2 separate regions of the Homo sapiens genome follow, and region 2 is linked to region 1. A link is an interaction called in ENCODE POLR2A ChIA-PET data of the cell type or tissue named here. Cell type or tissue: HepG2. All regions are shown on one strand. Links, peaks and the distances in the headings refer to the core of each region. The heading gives the core; the rest is flanking DNA.

Region 1 (10,428 bases), core at 1,130-9,129:
GGTGATGCTGTTTTATCAGGTTGAGCAAGTTCCCTTCTACTTCTAGTTTGCTTCTAGGGTTTTTTTTTTTTTTTTTTATCATGACTAGACATTTTATCAAGATGTTTTTCAATGGCTGGGTTTGGTGGCTCATGCCTATAATCCCAGCACTTTGGGAGGCCGAGGCAGGCGGATCACCTTAGGTCAGGAGTTTGAGACCAGCTTGGCCAACATGGTGAAAACCCATCTCTATTAAAAACAAAAATTAGCTGGGCATGGTGGTGCACTCCTGTAATCCCAGCTACTTGGGAGGCTGAGGCAGGAGAATTGCTTGAACTGGGAGACGGAGGTGACAGTGAGCTGAGATCGTGCCATTGCACTCTAACCTGGGCAACAAGGAAACTGTCTTCCAAAAAAAAAAAAAAAAAGATGCTTTTTCTATACCAAGTGATATGTTCATGTGGTTTTTCTCCTGTACAGTTAATATGGTGACTTATGTTGATCTTCAAATATTGGACCAACCTTGCATTCCTGGAATAAACCCTACCTGGTTATGGTGCACTATCACTTTTATATATTGCTGGATTTGATTTAAATTTTTTTTGAGGATTTTGCATCTCTGTTCATGAAGGACATTTGTCTATAATTGTCTTTTGTATTGTCTTTGTCTGGTTTTTGGTATCAGGGTGCTGTGGGCAGAAAATCGAGACCAGGAGTGGGTTTGTTGTCATCACAAATGCTCGAAAAATGTGGAAGCAGCTTTGGAACTGGGTAGTAGGCAGAGGCCAGAAGAGTTTGGAGGAGCGAGAAGAAGCTTAGATGCCATTCATGGAGTGTAAAGGGTGATTTTGTTGAGGGCTCAGAAGAGAACTGTAGGGAAAGTCTGAAGCTTCTTTGAGAATACTTAAAGTGGTCATGGTCAGAATGTTGGTAGAAATCTGGACAGTGAAGGCCATTCTGGTAAGATCTCAGACAGAAATGAAGAACAAGGTGTCAGAAACTGGAGGAATGACCATCCTAGTTATAAAGTGGCAGAGAACGTGGCTGAACGGTGTCCATGCCCAGTCCTTCCTTTGTGGAAGGAACTGGGATATCTGGCTGAAGAAATACTCAGGGTGTGGCATGTTTTCTTCTAACTGCAGAGAGTAAGATGTGAGAAGAGAAATGAATTAAAGATGGAATTTATAATTAACAAGGAAAGAATAGGGATCGTAAGGATTTTCAGCCTGCCCATTTAGGGAGTAAATAAGATGTCTTTAGGAGAACAGACCAAGTGTGTGGCCAAGCAACTTAGTATGGACAGAACGAAGCCAGAGGCTGCTCATCAGGACAGTGGGAAAATGGCCCCAGAGGCATTTCAGATTCCTGGTGCTGCCCCTCCCACCACAGGCCCAGAGTGCCAAGGCCTTTGGGAAGGAAATATGTCAAAAGAGAGGTGTAGGGTGTGGACCTTAGAGCCTGCTGGCCAGGGCCACCCCAAGTCTTGGCTGTCTGCATTCCAGTGCAGACCCCCTAAGCCACTCCAGCCTGTCTCATGTGGACCCAGGGAAGGTACAAGTCATAAGCCTTGGTGGTGTCGATTCTGCAGCCTTGCAGGAGCTGTGGGGACATGGCTTCATCCACTGGGTGTCACACAGGATGTCACAAGTCTCCAGGCCAGAGCCATGGCAGAGAGCCCACACTAGGGCAATATGTGGTAGAGCCTTGGGGATAAGGCCACCCCTGAGACCCCAGAACTGGAGAGCCTCTAGTGTTCATTGCCAGCCTGGGAGAGCTGAAGGCACGAGACTCCAACCTAAGAGAGTTGTGTGAGGTCTGAGCCCAGCAAAGCTCTAGGGGTGAGGTTCCCAAGAGCCTGAGGACCCAGCCGCACCCCACGGCGTGCAGAAGGCAGGATTTGGAGTCAAAGATGATGATTCTCAAGCCTTAGGATTTAGTAGTATTCTCCCTGTTGGACTTTGGACATGCTTTTGAGGCCTGTTATTCCTTTCCTCTTTATAATTTATCCCTTTGGAATGGAAATGTCTGTTCTATGCCTGCCCTACCATTGTATTTTGGAAGCACGTAACTTGTTTAATTTCACAGGCTCATAGTGGAGGGAAAGTTGCCTCAGGATGAATCATGCCTTGAGTCTCACCCATGTTTGATTTAGACGAGACTCTGGGCTTTGGACTTTTGAATGGGGCCATTGGGATGGAATGAGTATATTTTGTATGTGAAAAGAACATGAATTGGTGTAGGGGCAGGGATGGAATGCTACGGTTTGAATGTTTTTATCTCCCAAACTCATGTTAATATTTAATTGTCATTGTAACAGTGTTAAGAGGTGGGATCCTTAAAGGGTGATTAGGTCAGAGGGAAGATAGGCTGGAATTGGTGCTGGTATAATAAGATGAGCTTGGCCCTCTCTTGCCCTTCCACCTTCCACAGTGACACAACAAGAAGGATTGCACCAGACGCTGGCACCTTACTCTGGGACTTCCCAGCCCCCAGAACTGTGAGCCAATAAATTTCTATTCCTTATAAATTATCTGGTCTCAGGTATTCGGTTATAGCAGCAAAAACAGACTAAGAGAAGACAATGTTTGTGCCCCCCCCACCCAATTTCCTGTGTTGAAACATAATCTCCAATGTGATGGTACTTGGAGGCAGGACTTTTTAGATCATGAGGGTGCAACACTTGTGGATGGGATTCGTGCCCTTAAAAAGAGGCTGCAGCCCAGTATGGTGGCTCACGCCGTAATCCCAGCACTTACGGAAGCCGAGGCAGGCGGATCACTTCAGCCTAGGAGTTCAAAACCAGCCTGGACAACATGGCAAAACCCCATCTCTACAAAAAATATAAAAATTAGCTGGGTGTGGTGGTGCATGCCTGTGGTCCCAGCTACTTGAGAGGCTGAGGTGGGAGGATCACTTGAGCCTGAAGGTCGAAGCTGCAGTAAGTCATGACTGTACTGGTGACTCAAGGCTGGGCAACAGAGTGAGAACCTGTCTTTTTTTTTTTTTTTTTTTTTGAGATGGAGTCTTGCTCTGTCGCCCAGGCTGGAGTGCAGTGGCGCGATCTCGGCTCACTGCAAGCTCCGCCTCCTGGGTTCACGCCATTCTGCCTCAGCCTCCCGAGTAGCTGGAACTTGGTCTCGATCCTCCTGACCTTGTGATCTGCCCACCTCGGCCTCCCAAAGTGCTGGGATTAACAAGCGTGAGCCACCGCACACGGCCTTTTTTTTTTTGTATTTTTAGTAGAGACGGGATTTTACCATGTTGGCCAGGCTGGTCTTGAACTCCTGACCTCAGGTGATCTGCCCGCCTTGGCCTCCCAAAATGTTAGGGTTACAGGCGTAAGCCACCGTGCCCAGCCTTTTTCCTTCTCTTTTTATAGATACCTAATCTTGGTATGAATGGTCCTTTTTACATCTTCTATTTTTTTGCTGAGACTTTCATATTTTTACATCCATTGCAAAATGTTTGTGATTGCTTGCTCTGGCATATTTATAGTAGCTACTTTAAAGCCCTTGTCAGATAATTTCAGCATCTGTGTCTGTGTCACTTCCTCCCAAGCCTGGCGTTTGGTTGGTGAGGACTTGCAGGTTCCCCCTGCATATCGGGAAGTGTGAGTTTTTGTTCAGGGTGCATCTACCTGGGGCCATGGCATAATGTTCATCTGCAATGATTGTAAGGTGTTCAGATTTTGTAAATCCAAATAAAACTGTTTTAAAGAACACAATCCTCAGCCGGGCATGGTGGCTCATGCCTGGAATCCCAGCACTTTGGGAGGCCGAGGCGGGCGGATCACGAGGTCAGGAGATCGAGACCATCCTGGCCAACACAGTGAAACCCCGTCTCCACTAAAATAATACAAAAAAATTAGCCGGGCATGGTGGCGGGCGCCTGTAGTCCCAGCTACTCGGGAGGCTGGGGCAGGAGAATGGCATGAACCTGGTAGGCAGAGCCTGCAGTGAGCTGAGATCGCGCCACTGCACTCCAGCCTGGGCGACAGAGCAAGACTCTGTCTCAAAAAAAAAAAAAAAAAAAAAAAATCTCTCTCTCCTACATTGCTGTCTGCAAAACAATGGAGGTTATGGATGTTAGATTGCATCTCGATGTTAAACCTTTGCTAATGTACTTATGGGAATCACAAAGATTCTGTTTGTAAATACAGAAGTGAATTGTAGACATAAAATGGTTGTGCCATGTGGATAATGGCAGGCACTAGGTGACATTTATGTAGTAACTAATGACAAAAATTCATGGCTAGTGGCATATAAAATACTCTTTGCAGTAAAATATTTCCTTGATTAATGTTATAGAAGGGGGACATAACAAGGAACTCACAGTTGGTGTGGCAGCTAGCCTCAAAGACTGTCTTTCATTTGGTTTCAGCACCTCCTGTTTGGGGTTATTAGCATCTTAGAAGAGCACGGTGGCCTTGTCTGATGAAGCCGAATTGTGCTGGTCTGTTCCGAGCTGGTTTAAGTGTTCTGATGGGCAGCTGTGGATGTTGGGGTTCAGAGCTTAGTCATCGTTGCCTGAAATGGCACTAGACTCTACAATTTCTGCCTTGGAGAACACTCAGTTCTTACTTGTGATTTCTGGTAGAACAAGCTTTATTTTTCTAGCCTAGTAATGATCTTGAAGCAGAGGAATCCCAGTGCCTTTTAAGAATTGTGTTGGCCGGTGCGGTGGCTCACGCCTGTAATCCCAGCACTTCTGGAGGCCGAGGCTGGAAGATTACTTGAGCCCAGGAGTTTGAGACCAGCCTGGGCAACATAGACCTCATTTCTACAAAAATTAAAAAATAATAAAAATTTGTTGTGTGGTTTTTTAAAAAAGCTACTAATTGTTTTTGGGAAATAGAATTTATGGGTCTTTACCTTTGCACATTGAATCTTTTATTTTTTATTTTTATTTTTTAGAAACAGGGTCTCTGTCACCCAGGCTGGAGTGCAGCGGCCCGGTGATTGCTCCCTGCAGCCGTGGCCTCCCAGGGAACTAGGGTTTCAGGTGTGAGCCGCGGTGCCCAGCTGCAAGTTGAAATGTTGTGGTTCTTCGTGTGTCAAGCAATTTTGGGCTATATTCTAGACATTTTGAATATGACTTTATGAGATCTGGGTCATGTTTGAATCCTGTGGGAAATGTTGAAGTCTGGTTAGCAGGCACTTGGTCCTGTGAAGGTTGGGCCCACATTGTTCCTGCCCGCATGAGTATCTTTGGTTAGCAGGCACTTGGTCCTGGGATGGTCAGGCCCACACTGCTCCCACCTGCGTGGGTGTCTTTGGTTAGCAGGCACTTGGTCCTGTGAGGGTTGGGCCCACACTGCTCCCACCTGCGTGGACTCCTGTCTTCAGAGCTGCTGGTCTTTGGTCTGGGACCCAAGGCTGGTCTGCAGTTCCCCACGTCCATGGTGTGATCATTAGACCCATGTGTCTGCATGTGAGCTGAGCCCGGCATCCACAGCCACCCCATGTGGGTGCTTCCCAAGCTCCCCACGCTGGGTTTGGTTGCTGGGCTCACTCACTGTCAGTTCAGACAGTGACATGCCCTTGACTGGGCCGCGTTGGAGTCTATGTGGCAGGAGGACAGGGGAGGAAAGCTAATGGGGGTGGTCCCACCCTCAATACAGCCGCACTGAGCTGTGAGGGACTTTCTGGCCCCAAGTTTGGCTCTGATGGGTTCCTGTAGCCACCACTCCCACTGCCATCAGGGTCACAAAAGAATGGAGAAGAGGGTAAACCCAGGGCATTGCCTCACTGACCCTGCGCATCGGCGTGGGTTCCTTTCCCTGGCCCTTAGGGCTGCTCTGGGCTTTCTGCCTGGCCCCAGCACTCACGTCCGGTGTTGCGGCTGCGTGGAGTTCAGGTCATGGATGTTAGGTCAAGCACCAGTTCTGCGAAACTTGGGATCTTGCTGCTGCTCCCTGACCCAGCTCTCTGGCAGCTGCTCCAGGCCCCGTGCACAAGTTTCATAGCTGCAGTTTCACAGAGTTCACTCTGTCGCCCAGGCTGGAGTGCAGTGGCGCAATCTCAGCTCATTCCCGGGTTCAATGAATTCTCCTGCCTCAGTCCCCTGAGTAGCTGGGATTAGAGGTGTGTGCCACCACGCTCGGCTAATTTTTTTTTTTTTTTTTTTTAAGTACAAAAGGGGTTTCACCGTGTTGGCCAGGCTGGTCTTGATCTCCTGACCTCAAGTGATCCGCCTCGGCCTCCCAAAGTGCTAGGATTACAGGCATGAACCACCACGCCCGGCCTGACCTCAGCATATGTTTTCTGAGGACTTCTGTTCTTTTGCTAATTCAGTCACTTTCTCTTTAAACACTGGGTCTCCACCCCTGCCCCGTAGATGGGGTGGGGGCATGCATGCCGCTCCATTCCCCTCCCAGGGCTGTGTTTCTTTCGTCTCCTCTGTGCCATCTTCTGCTGCCTGGTCCTCTCGTCGAGTCTGTCTGGTCCAGCACTTTCCACATATCAAGATTTTTTTTTTTTTCTTTTCCTTTTTTGAGACAGAGTCTTGTTCTGTCGCCCAGGCTGGAGTGCAGTGGTGCAATCTCGGCTCACTGCAAGCTCCGCCTCCCAGGTTCACGCCATTCTCCTACCTCAGTCTCTCGAGTAGCTGAGACTACAGGCGTCCGCCACCGCGCCCGGCTAATTTTTTGTATTTTTAGTAGAGACAGGGTTTCACCTTGTTAGCCAGGATGGCCTCGATCTGACCTCGTGATCTGCCCACCTCGGCCTCCCAAAGTACTGGGATTACAGGCGTGAGCCACCGCGCCCGGCCTACGTATCAAGCTTTTGATGCAGTCACTCGCCCTGTCATTTTCCAGTGTCTAATTGGCTCCCTTTTTATTTTGAAATGTCCAAGTCCTCTTGATTTCTGTCCCCACTTTTGTTTTATGGTGCATAGGAATGTTTTTGTTAGTCTCCTTGAATGTGAACGTAGGTAAGTCCTTTTCAGGAAATTGCTCAATTCTTTGGAGCCTGCCCGTGGTGTGCTTGCATTTACAGAATCTGTCAGCTCCCTTCTGAGGGTGTTAGTCTCAGGGCAGCTTATCTTGTCTGGGGGTCTTTGGTGTGTCTTCCTTCCTTTCCTTGTTCTCGCCCACGTTGGGGGTTTTATTATGAACTGCAGTGGTCCCCAGGGCTTCCCAGCTGGAGACCAGGAGTTGGCAGGGCAGAGGCTCCGTCCCTCTGGGTGGCGCAGCCTCTCTCGGTGGTGCTGTCCCTGATCCCGTCGGTGCTCGAGCTCAGCCCCAGGGTCTCTACCTGCGGCCCACGTGGCTCAGGGGAACCATCACCTCGACACTCACTCGTCTCCTCTGCGTCCTTTCTCTGTACGGGGTTGCTTGCTGCCATGTTTGGAGCCACAAGCTCTGTGTGCTTCCTATAATGGGCAGCTGACCCGAGTGCCAGGCTCTACTCCTGCCATCTTCCTTGTCACCACCATCGCCCCGGGCCCCCGAGCTCCCGGTGCAGTTCCAACAAAGCCTGTGGGGTCCAGCTGGAGCTCCACCTCTGCTCCCACTTCTGGGCCCCTGGTCCCATCCTCGCCGGCCTGAACTGACTGTGGAGACCGCCCTGGCACTGGGAGCGACACGGCCTGCCGACTCTGGACCCAGCAGCCGAGGGACTCCCTCAAGGACGGGACTGTGGGGGGCCGCCCTGGCACTGGGAGTGACGCAGCCTGCCAACTCTGGACCCAGCAGCCGAGGAACTCCCTTAAGGATGGGACTGACTGTGGGGGCTGCCCTGGCACTGGGAGCGACGCAGCCTGCCGACTCTGGACCCAGCAGCTGAGGAACTCCCTCAAGGACGGGACTGACTGGGGGGGCTGCCCTGGCACTGGGAGTGACGTGGCCTACTGACCCTGGACCCAGACGGCAGGCCCTGCATGCTGCCAGCCCCGGCACATGTGCCAGGCATCTCCCTGGAGGTCATGGAGGACAGGGCAGTGTGACAAAGTCTGGCACCAGCACATGACCTCAGACGCACATGTCACCTGTCAGCAGTGACTGCAACATTCACTCCAGTAGGACCACTGTGCCAGCAATAACAGCGTCACCCGTCAGCAGTGACCATGAGGTCCACTCCACTGTGCCAGCAGTGCCCACAGTCTCCCTCCCTGCAGACAGAGACTGGACAACAATGTGCTGTTGCCAACTGTTTATTCAGGGCCCTGAACGGGTGGTGCGTGGACATGCAACACACTCGGGCCCACAGCAGCGTGACCGGCCGCTCCCAAGCCCCGGGCGCACAACCACAGCCAGGAGCAGCCCCTGCCACCACTGGGCCACCGTCCAGGGCCCCACAGGACCAGCCGAAGGTGCCCCGGGCCGAGGCCAGCTGGGTCAGGTGTACCCCTAGCCTGGGGTTGAGTGAGGAGCGGCACCCCCAGTATCCTGTGTACCCCAAGTTGCCCAGGAGGCCGAGGGGGCCTTGGGCTCCATCTGCACTGGCCACCCCGTGCCAAGCATCACAGCTGCGTGAGCAGGTTTGTGTGTGAGCGTGTGGCGGGGCCTGGTTGTCCCCTTCCTAAGGCGTAACTGCTATAAGCATCTCCACCTCTCCCGCTCGGGAAAAAGCCACAGAGCCTGGCGATGTCCTCAAGGGGTCCCGGTGGCTCCAGTGCACCCAGCACACCTCAGCGCCTCTGGCTGGCAAGCCAGGAGAAGAAGGTGCGAGGCCGTGGGCGAGGTGCCTGGAGGACGCGCATGGTGCGTGGGGAGCGCCAGGCTTTGATGGTGGCGTCGTCGCTGGCCGTGAGCAGCAGCTCCTGCTCCTGGGGACTGAAGACCACTGAGTTGACCACATCCTCGTGCCGCAGCCTGGCCAGACAGATGTTGTAGTGGCGGTCCCAGATGTAGCCGTGCCGGTCCTCCGCCCCGCTGCAGAACAGCGCCTGGGTGAGCCGGCCGCCCGCCCGCTGCTGCCCACACCCGCCCTGCACCACGCCGCGCCCTGCACCTGGCCACGAAGTCCCTGCTGACGTCCAGGAAGATGAAGAAGCACTCGTCGTTGGGCGTGTAGGCGCGGTGCGCACGCAGAGCCCGCCTCACCTCCCGCATGGTCTTGAGGTCGAACACCAGCAGGTCAATCTCCTCCGCGATTGGTGGCGGCTGCATGGGGTCGGCCACCACCGCACCGTTGGGCCAGGCGCGGCTGTTCACGTACAGGTACCTGGGCGAGGGGCACTGTGCTAGGTGTGGGCCGCCTGCGGGCACCCCGCCTGGGACACTGGCAAGAGGCCCACCTGTTGTCGGGCGACAGGCCCATGCCGATGATGTGTCCGTGTATGTCTATGACGTGGTCCAGCGCGTCGAAGAAGGCATCGGAGCCCCGGCCCTCACCCAGCACGGGCCCTGCCGTGGTCATCTGGTGTGGCAGGATCTGCTTGATGCCTGCAGGGAGGGCTACGGTGAGGGTCCCTGTCCAATGCCCCAAGGACATCACTCCAGGGCAGCTTCCTACCTCAGTGGTGTCTCTGGGGCTGTGAGCACCACAGAGGTCCGTGGGCACTGCCTGCTCCGGGGGCCCCAGACCTGAATCAGGCCCGTCGGTTGCTTGCTGGCCAGCGGCCCTGCCTGCGTTTGTTTTCACTGCTCATCCCACAGGCCCCAGGTCTGGGCTTGTGACCCCAGGGGCGAGTGAACGATCCCAGCTTTGCCTGTGGACTTGCTTGCTGTCTGCCCCTCAGGACCCCTGCCCGGCCTCCCCCAAGCTCCTAGGACCGAGGCGGGCAGCATGGCGGCAGGGGTGTACCGATCTGGTGTGGGGAGTAGGTGAGGCAGCCAGTGGTGAAGATGAGGTACTTGCTCTTGGCGCCTGTGGCACTGCGCTCGGGTGGCTTGGTGTGGCCCTGGGCCAGCAGCTCGGCCACCTTGGTCTCTAGCATGCGCTCCGACAGCTGTGGCTGCGCCCGCCCCTCCAGCACGCGGTCCAGAAAGTGCCGCAAGCCCTCCTTGGCGTGGGCGGGGGCCGGGCCAGCCACCACCTCCTCGTTGTCGCTGCCCAGGTCAAAGATGCGGCAGGGGGACGTGGCCGGGTCACCGGCTTCCAGCAGCAGGTCAGGGCTGTCGAAGCGGCTGCAGTCGGCCACCATCACCGTGCGGACGGTGCTGGCATTGAGGTTCTGGATCTTGAACAGCCGCTTCACCACGTTGACGTTCTCTGACTCCACATCCTGGGGGCGGGGGCACGTGCCAGGTGGGCGCCGGGCGCCAGGCCCCAGGAGGGCAGCCCCGCCCCTAGCCCCGCACGCACCTGGAAGGCATTGTTGAGCCACAGCACCGAGCAGGAGGTGATATCTCCGATGCGGTGCAGGTTCCCCGAGATGAGGCTGGTCTCGGTGAGCCAACAGCCAAACACGTCATAGGGCTTGTTCCGCACGCGGGACAGCAGCGCGAAGGAGTCTGTGGGGAGGCCGGGGCTGGACAGGCTGTCGGCGTGGGGCGGGGGCAGG
Region 2 (9,280 bases), core at 1-8,000, 120 kb after region 1:
GAGTCCCTCTTCCTTCCTCCCCTCTTCCTTCCTCCTCTGTCTCCTTCCAGCTCCTCTGACGGCAGCCCAACCTGAGGATGCAGGAGGCAGGGCCCCAGGTGAAGAAGGTCCACCGAGGCTGGCCGTGGGCCTCAGAGCCAGGTCAGCTCTAAAGACACTCTCCCTAGGCCTCCAAGCCAGGGCCAGAGAGAGAGGCTGGCCCTGCCTTGTTGGGGGTGCTGGGTGGGCCTTCCTGCAGACCTGAGTGGCACGAGCTTGTAAATGCCCTTTTCCAGCTCCTGCCCCAGCATCCTGGATCCACCTGGAAAGCTGGGGACCAGCCTCCCAGGCCCGGGCGCCAATTCCAGCCTCCGAGAGGGCCGCACCAGTCCATCCCGACCAAGGCTTCCCCAGAGCCCAGAGCATCAACAGGTCAGCGCGTGCACCGCCACATGGCCGTCCTGCAGGGCCGCAGAGCTCCCTGCTTCTGACTCCCCATCAGGCTGGGGGACTTGGCTCTCCACCCCACCCCCCTACAAGCCCAATAAAGGGTTAAAGGGGCCGACCAGGAGGTCCCTGGGCCTGCTGGAGTGGAGATCCAGGCTAGCCTGCTCCAACCTTTTGAGGACCGGCCAGGGCTGCTCCGGTCAAGCCCTCCTGTCTTTCTGGGCCACTCTCGTGTCCTGGCGGGGGCCCTGGGTCCTGGGGCTTGTGGATCCCCATCTGGGCTGAATACCCAGTCGATGTGGCTCTAACCGCACCCTCCGGGGCGGCGGCACAGGGCAGAAGTGGCCCGGAGTGCCCCTGGGGGCCCGCACAGGCCTGGGGGCGGGCGTCCGGCAGCACCCAGGGGGCATCGCTGGGCTATCCCGGGAGCGGGGACACAGCCCCTGGGCTGCGTTGACGGACTCGGCGGCGGGCGCGGAACTCCCGGGACTTGTTCCTTCAGCACCGCGTCGCCCTGGAAGCGCCACCGCCCCCCGCCCCCTCCGCGTACCCGGTCGGGGAGCGCAGAGCGCGGAACCCGGGACCCCACCCAGCCCGCCAGGAGCAGAGCACGGTGGGGGTCCCGGGCTGATCCTGCTCAGGTTCCCAGCCGCACCCCCTCCCCGGCTCCAAGCCCGGCCCGCTGCTCCCCAGACGTGCGCTGGGTGCCCGGGCGCGCACCTTGAGGGCGGGCGGCTCCCGGACGTCGCGGGTGGGGACGCACAGCAGTAGGAGGCCGGCGAGGCCCGCGGCGGCCAGCAGCAGCGGCGGCAGCAGTGACCGCACCTTCCCGGCCATGGGCGGGCGGGCGCGCGGGAGGACGATGCGTGGACCCGGAGAGTGCGGGGAGCCGGAGGCGGAGGCGGGCGGGGCCGCGGGACCGCGGGGTAGGGGCCCCGGGGCGGGACGAGGGGCGGGAGGCCGGGCGGGCCCGCCCATCACCGGCCACGCCCACGGGCGGACAGGTTTCGCCTCCGCTCCCAAGCTTCCGCCGTCCGGCCCGCGCAGGTGAGAGACGCGGGCGCGGCTGAGTCACCAGCACCGCCCCCCGGCTCCCGGGTCTGAGCCCGGGCGCCCCGCGGCTATGGCCCACCTTCCCCTTCCCGCCCACTCAGCAAGGGGATCCCCCGGCCGTGGAGGCAGGAGACCTGGCGTGGGGGTGGGCGGGCGAGGCTGGCTCGGAGGGTCCTGTGCTGGAGAGCCGCGCTTTTCCCGGGCCCGGGAAAGGAGGCCAGACTCGCTTGCAGGAATGAGGCACTGTCGGCTGCGGAGCCACGCGGGGCCCGGGCTGGGGACTCAGGAGGAAGCCGAGGGTCAGCACCTGTTTGTGGAGCAGGGCCCTGAGCGCCAACTCCCAGGGCTGGTGAGGACCAGGCTGGCCTGCGGGATGCCCTCCCGGCCAGCAAGGATCCGCCAGCCTGCGGCGCTGAGCCAGCGCAGGTCAGCTCCAGAGACACGCAGCTGACCCAGGCCAGAACTACCCTTGAGGCCCAGTCAGATCCACCTCACCTGGGCCCTGTACTGAGGTGAAGGTGAGGACGCAGGAACGGGGAAGGGGAGGGACGGCCCAGGTCACACCGAGCCGAGAAACAGGAGAAGCAGCACAGACCGGGCCAAAGGTCCATACCTCCCAGCCCAGGGCCTCAGCCGCGCCTGCTGCCCCCTCGGCCTGAGGGGAACAGAGGCTTGGGCTGCGGAGGCCAGAGGAGGCTTCCCCAGGACGGAAACAGGTGGGGCCTCTACGTGGCCTGAAAGGCAAGGAAGAGGGTCCCCAGGCCAAGCTTGGGGTGCGGGTCAGCAACAGGCTTCTGGGGACGGCTGGGGCAGGCGAAGCGCAGCTGGCCCCAGACGCAAGCCCTGCTCCTCCGTCCCACGACATGGCTGGCCTTTCGGCTCTGCAGCCTCACAGGCCCCGCATCCCAGCCCGGCCAGGGGCCACCCCCTTTGCGCCTGCTGCAAAGTGGGAATTCTTGTCCCAATAATTCCAGCCACACAGCGTCAGGGAGCCACGAGGCAAGGCCACCAGGGAGTGCAGGCTGCTGGGGCCCAAAGGGCAGCCCCATGGGGCAGGGTCCAGACCATGCCCGGCCTTCTGGAACGGGCAGTGACAATTGTGCTGGGATTGCTGCCTGGGCTGAGGGTCTGGCGCCACAGGCCCAGTAAAGGCATCTTTCTTCCAGCTCAGGACCCCAAAGGGAGGGGTGGGAACCCTGGGAAGCCTCTCTGCTGCCTCAGCCTCACAGCCCAGCCTGGCGGGGCTCCAGCAGGCAATCTCTGGGTGTTGCCGGTGCTAAGCTCCAGGCCCCAGGCCCCAGTTTCCCCCCACACACCCCAGGCCTTTCTTCCACCCCTGACCGCCCAGAGGAGGGAGAGGCACGCACAGTGCACATCATGCCTGAAAAGGAAGGAACAAAGGCCGCCCAGAGGCAGGGTGCTGCGACCCCCACTGGCCTGCGGTACCCCGCTTCCCTCCAGGCCCAGCGGGGCTTCCTGGTGTTCTGGACTCTTTTCATGGACAAAAAGCTCAAGCCAGGGAGTGGGAGGTCTGCCAGGCCTGAGAGGATGGGGAGGGAGAGGGGAGCTGGACTCTGCCCCGGGGAGACAGGCTCATGGCCGAGTGCCCAGCTTCGCCTGCGGAGGGAGAGGCAGGGAGCCCAGAGCGGCCAGGACAAAGGCTGAGGCTGAGCTCTCTTTGAGACGGAGTGAGGGCGGGGGAACGCCCCTTCCTGGCATGGACTCAGGGACCCTGGAAGGCAGACTTGGGAGAGCGTCAGAGGGAAGCTGGCAGGAGCTGAAGGGGTGGAGGGGCCTCTGGGTGGGGCAGCTCTCGGCTTCCAGGACCCTCTCGGGGATGGGGCCTCCAGATGTGCTGCACATGACCCCGGCTGAGCTGGGAACATGCGGATGCAGAGAGGTTAGGGGAGAACCCCTGGGGGAGGGAACTCGGAGCCTCCCGCCCACGCAGGGCTCAGACCTCCCAGGGAGGGGGGCTTTCCTGAGGCCTGCTGACATCTTGGCTGCCCTGCCTCAGTCTCCACATCAGAAGCTTGTGCTGTGTGGCTCACGTCTGTAATTCCAGCACTTTGGGAAGCTGAGGCAGGTGGATCACTTAAGGTCAGGAGTTCAAGACCAGCCTGGCCAACATGGTGAAACGCCGTCTCTAATAGAAATACAAAAATTAGCCGGTTGTGGGCCGGGCGCGGTGGCTCACTCCTGTAATCCCAGCACTTTGGAAGGCTGAGGCGGGCGGATCATCAGGTCAGGAGATCAAGACCATCCTGGCTAACGCAGTGAAATGCCATCTCTACTAAAAATACAAAAAATTAGCCGGGCGTGGTGGCGGGCACCTGTAGTCCCAGCTACTCGGGAAGCTGAAGCAGGAGAATGGTGTGAACCCGGGAGGCGGAGCTTGCAGTGAGCCAAGATCGCGCCACTGCACTCCAGCCTGGGTGACAGAGCGAGTCAAAAAAAAAAAAAAAATTAGTCGGCTGTAGTGGCAGACACCTGTAATTCCAGCTATTTGGGAGGCTGAGGCAAGAGAATCGCTTGAACCTGGGAGGCAGAGGTTGCAGTGAGCTGAGACTGCACCACTGCACTCCAGCCTGGACGACAGAGCGAGATTCCATCTCAAAAGAAAAAAAAAAAAGAAACTTGTGCTGTGGCCGAAACACCTTGATGGTTTAATTGTGAAAGGCCTTTCACTCACTGCTCCCTTTCTGCAGGTGCTCATTAAGTCATTCAACAAACGCTTGCTGAGTAGTACTCCTGGGTGCCCAAAGCACGCCAGGCTCCATGCATGCACAGGGAGCCCTGTGGGGAGGGCACCCACTGGCCTGGGGAGAGCAGACTTTGCAAAGGCCCACGGGAGGCGGGGAAGCCTGTGCTGTCCTGTTCGAGGTCGGAGACACAACAGAATGGGAGGTGCACATATGCACAGTTGGTAAGAGCAATGCCAGGGTGGCAGCAGGACCCCATTGGTGGTCTCTGATGTGCTGGACGTGCTGTTCTGGGACTTGCTTCTTTCACTCACGTTACGCGTTTGGGATTCACCCTGTTGACACTGAGAGGTGTGGCTTGTTTGTTCCTTGCTGTATTCCATCCTGTGAGTGAGAACATGCAGACGGCGTGTCGCTGCAGCTGGTGAACACACAGTGTCTGGCTTTAGGCTTTGCTGAGATTGCTGCTCTGCACATATACACTCTTTTTTTTAATTTTATTTTTTATCTGAGGTGGAGTCTGGCCCTATCGCTCAGGCTGGAGTGCAGTGGCGCGATCTCAGCTCACTGCAACCTCCACCTCCTGGGTTCAAGCGATTTCCCGCCTCAGCCTCCTGAGCAACTCGGATTACAGGCGCCTATAACCATTCCCCACTAATTTTGTATTTTTAGTAGAGACAGGGTTTCACCATATTGGCCAGGCTGGTCTCAAACTCCTGACCTCAGGCGACCCGCCTGCCTCGGCCTCCCACAGTGCTGGGATGACAGGTGTGAGCCACCGCGCCCGGCCTCTCCGTCTGCGTCGGCCTCCCACAGTGCTGGGGTGACAGGTGTGAGCCGCTGCGCCGGCCGCATGTGTGCTCTTGAGAGCACTTCTCTGGGGAGCATCCCGGATCTGAACTGCTGGTTGTCAGGCAAGTGTGTGTTCTGCTTCTCTAGCAAGTGCCAAATTCTTTTCTGAACGATGGCTCTAGCTGGCACTGTGAGCATTTTATTTCATTTTATCTTATTTTATTTATTTACTTTGAGACAGACTCTTCCTCTGTTGCCCAGGCTGGAGTGCAGTGATGTGATCTCGGCTCACTGCAATCTCCGCCTCCTGGTTCAAGCAATTCTTCTGACTCAGCCTCCCAAATAGCTGGGACTACAGCCGTGTGCCACCAGGCTAATTTTTTTGCATTCTAATAGAGACGGGGTCTCACTGTGTTGCTCCCAGGCTGGTCTCAAACTCCTGAGCATCCGCCCATCTCGGCCTCCCAAAGTGCTAGGATTACAGGCATGAGCCACCGTGCCCAGCCTAATTTTTGTATGTTTAGTAGAGACGGGGTTTTGCCATGTTGGCCAGGCTGATCTCGAACTCCTGACCTCAAGTGATCCACCTGCCTTGGCCTCTCAAAGTGCTGAGATTATAGGCGTGAGCCACCAAACCCAGCCCCCCATCTCCTTTTATTGGAGACCGGGGCCTCACTATGTTGCCCAGGCTGGTAAATTCCTGGCCTCAAGCAGTCCTCCTGAGTAGCTGGGGACTAGAGGTGTGTGCCACACCCTGCCTGGCTTTGGCCTTCTTTGATTTTGAAACCGGCTCAATTGTCCCGTGGAACTGATGTTTATGGTTTCTTTGAATAAACACAGAAATTGATCCTCCTAGTCTTAAAATTTGAGAAAGTGACATTTGTCCTATTTGAGTTCCTTTCTCAGAAAACCAACCATGAGGCCCCCAGATAGAATGAAAGAGCTAAAACTCACCAGATCACGGTATCTTGACAATGAGACACCAGACCCCCCAGCTGTCAAGATTGCCTGGCCAACCACCAGCTTCCTGTTGACCAACTCCTCTTCTTCAGCTGCCCCTAATTCCTGTTTTCTCACACCTAGTTACGTGGCTTCCCTGCTCTATAAACCCCTAATTTCAGTGGGTCAGGGAGACGGATTTGAGACTGAGCACCCATCTCCTTGGCTGCGGCCGGCTTAAAGCCTTCCCCCTGGCGGTGCTCCTGGTCTCCGTGATTGGCTTTCTGTGCAGCGAACAGCAGGACCTGGACTGAACCCCTGGTGTTTTGGTAACAGTCTCTCCCCTCCCCTGCCACCTGCTGCCTCTTCCCTGTAAGTAGGTAACAGGCCTTTGGTTTGTTTGTTTTAGCAACAGGGTCTTGCTCTATTGCCCAGGCTGGACTGCAGTGGTGCAATCATAGCTCATTGTGGCCTCAAACTCTTGGCCTCGAATGGTCCTCCTGCCTCAGCCTCTGCAGTAGCTGGGACCACAGGTCCACACCATGGCTGGCTTCCCTTTGCCTTTTTTTTTTTTTTGAGACAAGGTGTTGCTGTGTCACTCAGGCTAGAGTACGGTGGCTCAATCTCAGCTCACTGCAACCTCTACCTCCCGTGCTCAAGGGATTCTTGTGCATCAGCCTCGTGAGTAGCTGGGACTACAGGCATGTGCCACCACACCCAGCTCATTTTTGTATTTTTAGTGGAGACGGGGTTTCCCCATGTTGGCCAGGCTGGTCTTAAACTCCTGGCCTCGGGTGATCCACCTTCCTCGGCCTCCCAGAGTGCTGGGATTACAGGTGTGAGCCACCGTGGCTGGCCTCCTCTATGGTTTTGATATCATGATGGTCTGACCTGTAATCCCAGTACTTTGGGAGACCGGCCTAGGCAACATTGTGAGACCTCGTCTCTACCAAAAACAAACAAACAAAAAAATTGCTTTAATTTTTTTTAAATTAGCGTAATATTTGGATTATCTGTTCCTGCAATTTATGGTAGAACTTGCCTGAAAAGGCCGGGTGCGGTGGCTCACGCCTGTAATCCCAGCACTTTGGGAGGCCGAGGCGGGCGGATCACGAGGTCAGGAGATTGAGACCATCCTGGCTAACACGGTGAAACCCCGTCTCTAGTAAAAATACAAAAAATTAGCCGGGCGTGGTGGTGGGCGCCTGTAGTCCCAGCTACTTGGGAGGCTGAGGCAGGAGAATGGCGTGAACCCAGGAGGAGGAGCTTGCAGTGAGCCGAGATCGAGCCAGTGCACTCCAGCCTGGGCGAAAGAGCGAGACTCTGTCTCAAAAAAAAAAAAAAAAAAACTTGCCTGAAAAAAAAAACACCTAGGCCCAATTTTTCTGTGGGAAGTTTTTTGTTTGTTTTGTCTTTAAGAGATGGGTTAGAGACCAGACTTACTATGTTGCCCAAGCTAGACTCAACCTCCTGAGCTTCAAAAATCCTCCCACCTCAGCCTCTGGAATAGCTGGGACTACAGGCATATGCCACTGTGCTGGCTTCTACAGTACTGTTTCCATTTCTTTGATAGTTACAGGGCCAGACCCCTATTAACTATTCTTCCTGAGCCAATTTTGTATTTTTTTCTTTTCTTTCTTTCTTTTTTGTTTTTTGAGATTTGTTATTATTATTTTTAGAGACAGGGACTCACTCTGTTGCCCAGGCTGGAGTGCCGTGGTGCAATCACAGGTCACGGCAACCTCCGTCTCCTGAGCTCACGTGATCCTCCCACTTCAGCCTCCCGAGTAGGTGGGACCACAGGGGCACATCACCACACACAGACAATTTTTTTATTTTTTGTAGAGGTGGAGGGTCTCCCTGTGTTGCCCAGGCTGGTTCCAAACTCCTGGGCTCGGGCAGTCCTCCCGCGTCAGCTTCCCAAAGTGCTGGGATTACAGGCGTAAGCCTGCCCATGTGGCTGATTTTGTATTTTTCTAGGAAGTTACCCACTCCAGCTGAATTGGCATAATCTCATTTAAAATATCCTCTTAGAATCAGCTTAACTTCTGCAGCATGTGTGACTATTTTGCTCTTTTTTATTCCTAATATCATTTATTTGTGCCTTATCTCTTTTTTCTTGATTAATTTAGCCAGAAATTTTGTGTACTTTTTCTCAACCAAGTTTCTGTCATGTTTGTTTCCTATTTTACTATTCTTTTCATGAAAGAGGAAAAGCTATTTATACCTTTATTGGTGTGTGTGTGTGTGTGTCTGTTTGAGACAAGGTCTCACGCTACCACCCAGGCGGGAGTGCAGTGATGTAATCTTGGCCCACAGCAGCCTCGACCTCCCAGGCTCAAGCAATCCTCCCACCTCCACCTCCTGAGTAGCTGGGACTACAGGCACGCGCCACCACACCGGCTAATTTTTAAATTTGACACATAAGTTGTTTAGACGTGTCTGCTTTAATATCCAAAAGTCTGGGCCGGGCGTGGTGGCTCACGCCTGTAATCCCAGCACTTTGGGAGGCTGAGACAGGCACATCATGAGGTCAGGAGATCGAGACCATCCTGGCTAACACGGTGAAACCCCGTCTCTACTAAAAATACAAAAAATTAGCCGGGTGTGGTGGCGGGCGCCTGTAGTCCCAGCTACTCAGGAGGCTGAGGCAGGAGAATGGCGTGAACCCAGGAGGTGGAGCTTGCAGTGAGCCAAGATCGCGCCACTGCACTGCAGCCTGGGCGACAGAGCGAGACTCCATCTCAAAAAAAAAAAAAAATTCCAAAAGTCTGGGCTTTCTCGAATTCTCTCTTTTCTTTCTTTTATTTATTTTGAGACAGGGTCTTGCTCTGTCACTCAGGCTGGAGTGCAGTGGCACAATCATAGCTCATGGTAACCTCAAACTCCTGGGCTCAAGTGATCCTCCCACCTCAGCAGCCCCAGTAACTGGGAACACAGGCATGAGCCACCACATCTGGCTAATTTTTGTATTTTTGGTAGAGTCAGGGTTTTGCCGTATTGCCCAGGCTGACCTCAAACTCCTGGGCTGAAGCAACCCTCCCGCCTCTGCCTCACAAAAGGCTGGGATTACTGGTGTGAGCCACTGCACCCGACCGATACATGTTTATTTTATTAATATTATTTTTTTGAGACGGAGTCTCATTCTGTAGCCCAGGCTGGAGTGCAGTGGTGCCATCTCAGCTCACTGCAATCTCTGCCTCCTGGGTTCAAGCAATTCTCCTGCCTCAGCCTCCCGAGTAGCTGGGACTACAGGCGCCCGACACCACGCCTGGCTAATTTTTGTATTTTTAGTAGAGACGGGGTTTTACCATGTTGGCCAGGCTGGTCTCAAACTCCTGGCCTCGGGTGATCCACCCACCTCGGCC

Evidence for each region. ChIA-PET counts read pairs that join two places held together with the same protein. Peaks named below come from ENCODE experiments on the same cell type or tissue, not always from the same donor. Only the 100,000 strongest peaks of a DNase experiment are listed, where the experiment ranks them.
Region 2: POLR2A ChIA-PET joins it to region 1 with 12 read pairs; 12 of 35 experiments call an interaction of 5 or more read pairs at or near these places.

The regions. Positions count from the first base shown.
Region 1 is chr9:136,932,318-136,942,745 of GRCh38, forward strand. It overlaps FBXW5 (F-box and WD repeat domain containing 5), which reads right to left. Exons shown (of 9, transcript NM_018998.4): 5 at 10,230-10,378; 6 at 9,729-10,149; 7 at 9,220-9,367; 8 at 8,934-9,146; 9 at 8,118-8,854. The coding sequence ends at 8,611. Among named protein-coding and RNA genes, the nearest start is that of FBXW5, 7.2 kb to the right of the region's middle. RefSeq lists enhancers at 5,127-5,740, 5,741-6,353. In HepG2, for the core only: no CTCF peak of the experiment used is centred there; DNase peaks (open chromatin) are centred at 2,134 and 5,974.
Region 2 is chr9:137,052,735-137,062,014 of GRCh38, forward strand. It overlaps ENTPD2 (ectonucleoside triphosphate diphosphohydrolase 2), which reads right to left and starts at 1,327. Exons shown (of 9, transcript NM_203468.3): 1 at 1,147-1,327. The coding sequence starts at 1,263. LOC105376327 (a long non-coding RNA gene) reads left to right here. Exons shown (of 2, transcript XR_930455.2): 1 at 1-141; 2 at 276-641. RefSeq lists silencers at 1,313-1,382, 1,483-1,562. In HepG2, for the core only: a CTCF peak has its summit at 6,171 (motif pointing left); DNase peaks (open chromatin) are centred at 1,457, 2,507, 3,067 and 4,547; H3K4me3 peaks cover 2,634 bases.